Regions from separate parts of the Homo sapiens genome. Here region 1 is linked to region 2. Evidence: chromatin loops called from intact Hi-C (ENCODE). Cell type or tissue: A673. All regions are shown on one strand.

Region 1 (2,500 bases), 410 kb before region 2:
CCATTTCCTCATTTATGAAATGAAGGGGTTGGCTAAATAATCTCTCATGTTCCATGTGGCTGTTAAAAAACTCTATGAAATGCTTATCCCTACCAAGAACATTACTCTCCTTGACAACATTAATAATTTAGTGGTCATCTCTTCTCCCCTTGAACAGCTCTAGTCACAAGGGCCACTTGCCTCCTCTAGTGGTGAACAGTCCACTATGCCAGCTTAAAAAGAAAGGTGGTCTTGGCACTTTCCCGGCCCCCTTTCTAACTCCCTTTTCCGCTTTCTGACGGCCTCTTTCCCTGTGCTGCTTTCGGACCATCTAAAGCTCTCCACTGCGGCAACTCACTAGTCCCACTCCCCTTTCTCTGAGTAATCCATGTTCCCAAAATGACCTCTTTTCTTTTCCTAACCCCACATTTCTAGAGTGGGCTGATCTCAATTAGATATGAGATTATCTGGTTAAAGTAATTTCCAGTTAGGTATAAAGGATGACTAGGTTTCTTCAACTACTACTAGATTCCAATAGCACCCCTCCCCTCAGTTGTGATCACCAAAAATGTCTCTAGAACATTGCTTGCCAATTGTCCCCTTTGGGGTTGGGGGTGGAGGGCAAGCAAAATTGCTTTAACTGAGAACCACTGTTCTCTATAGATAGTTAATGTCTCATCTCTCTAAAATTAGAGTTCTTTGGTTCTATAACAAAATATACTGTTTCCAAAACATTCTTGTCATTTTGCTTTCTGTTTACCTTCTATTGATTTAACCTGACCTTGGCAGGAGTAATTAAAAAAATGGTAAAACACCTGATTCTGAAAAGTTCTTATACCTTAGTGAATTCTCTTTAGGGAGGTCAGAGGTGGGTCTTTTTGCAAGACAGGCATCCACTTTTAGGGGAAAGCCTATTGTATCAGTAGTTGATACCTTGGAGCCCCTAGATGATGTATCAGAATGAACTGAGGGTGAGGAACAGAGTCTGATTTGCTTGCTGAGAAACTCCAGACTAGCTTAATGGAGCTGCATTGGACAGTTGTAGCCAGCAGAGGTCTCCATCCACTTTTAATTAACTCATTTTCCCTCTGAGTATTTAAATCTTTCCAAGAAATCCTAAATGCCATGAGCCACTCTGGTGCTTCACACTGACATCTTCCTGATAGCTGCTCTCTAGAGACCATTTCTTTCAGATGAAGAAGAAGAAAGAAAATCCTGCTTAGCACAGGATTTTACTCTCCCTAGATGCAATAGAGCTAAAGTTTCTGATTTGGCCCCAGAAATGTGGGGTAGGGTCTTGGTGAGGAAGGTATTGGAGCAACATTTTGCAGCTTAGAGTTTAGGATCAGAAAGGCTACAATCTGACAGATGTCTAAAGTGGTGAAAGTCCTTGTTGTGACGGGAATTTGTGTGTACCAAGGGAGAAAGTCATACTACCTGACAAAGAAAGGAAATTAAATTCCCTTAGATGTGATAGTAGCAGCCAAAAAGTTAACTACAAGGCTAGAGCCTAATGTAAGTAACAGCTATAGTTAGACTAAGACTTTTGAAAAAAAGTACAACCTGTGTCTCTGGTATCTATTCCTGAAGGCCACCAGTGAGCAGTGCTGCCACACGTGGCATTGGGCAGACTACTGGGGGCTTATAGGGCTTTTTGTGGGGAAGTTAAAAAACAGTTCCTTAAGTCAGTAGAAGACAGTAGTTGTAACAGTATAAAGCTGACTTCTCAGTTGGCCTTTTATTGTCCTGTGAGCTAATGATTAACTAGTTAATTTATTGAATCCCTAATGTTTTTTGGTGGGGGGAGAGATTATAGGAGATAATAAAAAAAATCTTTGATCCCCATTCACAAAGGGCTTGTGTTGGGGATATATGGGTATAAGCATAAAGAAAGTTGAGAAGATGATGCCGATATTTCTAGGTACATTATGGGTCATTAAGGGTCTGAAATGGAAGGGAGAAAGTTGGGGCTAAAGCTGTCAGGATGAATTTCTTGGAGATGTAGAATCTGAGGTAGGCCTTGAGATGGGAGTTCCATCAGCCATCTTTCTTATGTTGGAAGGCAGGCAGAAGTATGCAGCTAAATATTTTTCTGTAGTCAAATGGAACATTCATATTCCCAGTCTCCCCTGAATCACAAAGAAAAAGTACACAATCTGGGATCTCAGAAGGCTGGATAGACACTAGACTGTATCGTTAGAAATGTTTGTATGGATAGGGAGGAAGGTGTAAATGGATCCCCAGTTTATCTGTTGAGTAGAATTTCCAAACATTCTTTTATTGGTCAGTGGCTCCACCAGCAGTGACCTCTAACCTCAGCCACACTAGGAGGTGGAAGTCAGGAGCCTGACTTGCCTTTGAACTCTTCTTTGTACTCAATTGACTAGAAGCCTTTGAGGTGGCAGAAACATTCAGCATCTTCTTTTCTCTCTAGCCTTTAACACTTGGGGTACATTAAAATACCAGTTTCTTTTCAGTCTATTACACTGATCCATCTCAATGTGCCTTCATATTTTTCTAT
Region 2 (2,500 bases):
CATAGCCGGGTGTGGTGGCGCATCCCTGTAGTCCCAGCTACTCAGGAGGCTGAGGCAGGAGAATTGCTTGAACTCAGGAGGCGGAGGTTGCAGTAAGCCGAGATCACGCTACTGCACTCCAGCCTGGGTGACCGAGTGAGACTCCCTCTCAAAAAAAGAGCCTTGGAGAGCTAGCCCATGGTTTGAGCCACTTAGGATCACCACAGTGGAGGGGTGGCCAAGGGAGTGAGGTCCTTGTCCTGTCATCCTAGGCTCCAACGGCTTTCTTTGTCTGCCTCCGTGTCTGTCTTCCCCACTGGGTGTGGCAGAGTCAGGCCTCTACTGCTAAGCCTGAAAATGCCCGACTCAGGCCAGCCCCATTTGACAGAGAGAAAGGCCCAGAGAGGGGAAGGGACTTGCTTGAGCCACAGCCAAGGAGGCTGAGGGGACTGCGGTGACAGAGGAGCGCCACCTCCATCTCCCTATCCATGTAACTCCAGCGCGTCTGCCTCTGAGGAAAAGAGACCTGCAGCCTACCCGGATGTGCTCATGCCAGCGCAGAAGAGTGTGTCCAAGGTGTGGTCTCCCTGGACCACTGGCTCTCCTGGCATCTTCCGTAGGAACCTACGCAGCTCCATGTGTTCTTCACTCCTGGTTTCTCCCTTCTCAGAATTCCAGGCTGCTGAGTTTTTCATTTCGCCGTCCCTCAGAGAGGCAGAATCCGTGTGTTGGGGAAGTCTGGAGATGCCCCTGGACTTCCCTGGGAGGTGCAACTTAAAAACAAAGAAACAAAACCGCAAATCCAACGCCTATCAACTGTCAGGTGTGGCCTGACAACATCCCGATGTCCCGTCGTAGCAGGATTGCCCCCGCTTTGGAGGGGAGGAAACCAAGGCTCAGAGAGGAAATGGGCGCTCCTGGTGTCCCCCGCTGGGAGTAGAACTCAAGCCTGGAGGCTCCAAGCAGCCTGTGGCCTGCTCTGGTGAGGTTTTTCGCACCTCTCCCAGGGCCTCCTTCCTCCCCGACGCAGAACAACTCGGATCTGCTGGTCCCACGGCGTCCTCAGGTCTCATCGGACCGTCAGTGGGCCTGGACAGCAGTGAGCAGGGCCCAGACGGCCGTTTCAGAGACAAGGGCGACACCTGCTGGAGATAAGTGAGCACGACATGCTAAGGCCAGGGGCGCATTCACTGCCTGGCTTCCTTTCTCCCTTGATGGGTGTTTATTGAAGGCCTGCTAGATGCAGCATCTCCAAGGTGTCAGAGACACTGAATGAAACCTGGTCTTTACCCCACAAGAGATTCCCAGCCAAATATAGAAGGTGCATAGCAATAATTGCAATGTAAAGTATGAAAACCAATGGTTTTCACTTTTTCCCCGCTTTTAATCAGTGGAAATAAATTCCTGTGTGAAAATGTAGTTAATAGGCCAGGTGCAGTGACTCACACCTGTAATCCCGACACTTTGGGAGGCCAAGGCAGAAGGATTGCTGGAGCTCAGGAGTTTGAGACCAGCCTGGCAACACAGCGAAACTGCGTCTCGACCAAAAATACAAAAGTTGGCGGAGTGTGGTGGCATGCACTTATGGTCCCAGCTACTCCAGAGGCTGAGGTGGGAGGATTGTTTGAGCCTTGGAGGTCAAAGCTGCAGTGAGCTGAGATTGCGCCACTGCACCCCAGCCTGGGTGACAGAGTGAGACCCTGTCACCAAGAAAACCAAAAGCAAAATCAAAAAAAGTAATTGACAATAGTAGCCAACACTTAGCGAGCACTTACTGTGTGCTAGGCATGGTCCTGAGCGCCTTATTTGAATGAACTCATTTATTCCTCCCAACAACCCTTAGGAGGCAGGTACAACATTAGCTTCGCTTTACAGATGAGGAGACTAATGATCAAAGAATGCGAGTAACCTGGCCAGGGTCATGAAGCTTGAAAGATGCAGAGTCAGGTTTTGAATGCAGGCCGCCTGGCTTTGAAGCCTTGACCTTCATCTCAAGGTTATGGGACTGCCTCTCTGTACACCTGGTACAAGTAAGGCTTCTCTGGCAGTAGGGGTTGGGGGGATGTGAAGTTAGGAACCACACTTGCTCTGCCCATCCCCCACCTCCTCTGGATTCCTAAGGAACCATCAAAAGCTGCCGACCCCAGTGTGGAAATCAGTGCATGCATGACATCGATAGGTCTTAAGCAGGGAAGAGGGAAAATTCTTTTTGAAGGAGAATTTGTATCATTTTAATGATTTTTATGTACAGAAAATGAAAGTGTACATTTAACCCAGTTAAGTGGCAAGTTCTTTAACCTTTGCCTTTTCCAACTTGGCAATGCAAGCCATAGATTTGGGACCCAGGATATTGCCTCCCCAGTGACGACGGATATCATCATATCTGTCGTTGTAATTAGTCCTGACAGCTTCCACCAGCTTCATCAAAACTCCTTTGTCTTCTGAGTTAACCTGTGTGAAGGCAACAGTGGTGCAGGTCTTCCTGTGGACTGGACGTTCCAGTCTTGCCTTCCCCTTGATA

The links. Hi-C counts contacts between places; a loop is a spot of excess contacts. Peaks named below come from ENCODE experiments on the same cell type or tissue, not always from the same donor. Only the 100,000 strongest peaks of a DNase experiment are listed, where the experiment ranks them.
Region 1: it touches region 2 in a loop (9-fold over the local background); 53 of 110 quality-filtered maps call a loop at or near these places.

What each region holds. Positions count from the first base shown.
Region 1 is chr11:44,132,507-44,135,006 of GRCh38, forward strand. The region is part of intron 7 of EXT2 (exostosin glycosyltransferase 2); the gene reads left to right. Among named protein-coding and RNA genes, the nearest start is that of EXT2, 38 kb to the left of the region's middle. In A673, CTCF peaks have their summits at 204 and 1,030 (motif pointing right); a DNase peak (open chromatin) is centred at 1,065; H3K27ac peaks cover 2,030 bases.
Region 2 is chr11:44,537,532-44,540,031 of GRCh38, forward strand. It overlaps the pseudogene RPL7AP79. Among named protein-coding and RNA genes, the nearest start is that of CD82, 27 kb to the right of the region's middle. RefSeq lists a silencer at 1,094-1,153 and an enhancer at 2,264-2,500. In A673, a CTCF peak has its summit at 1,135 (motif pointing left); a DNase peak (open chromatin) is centred at 1,100.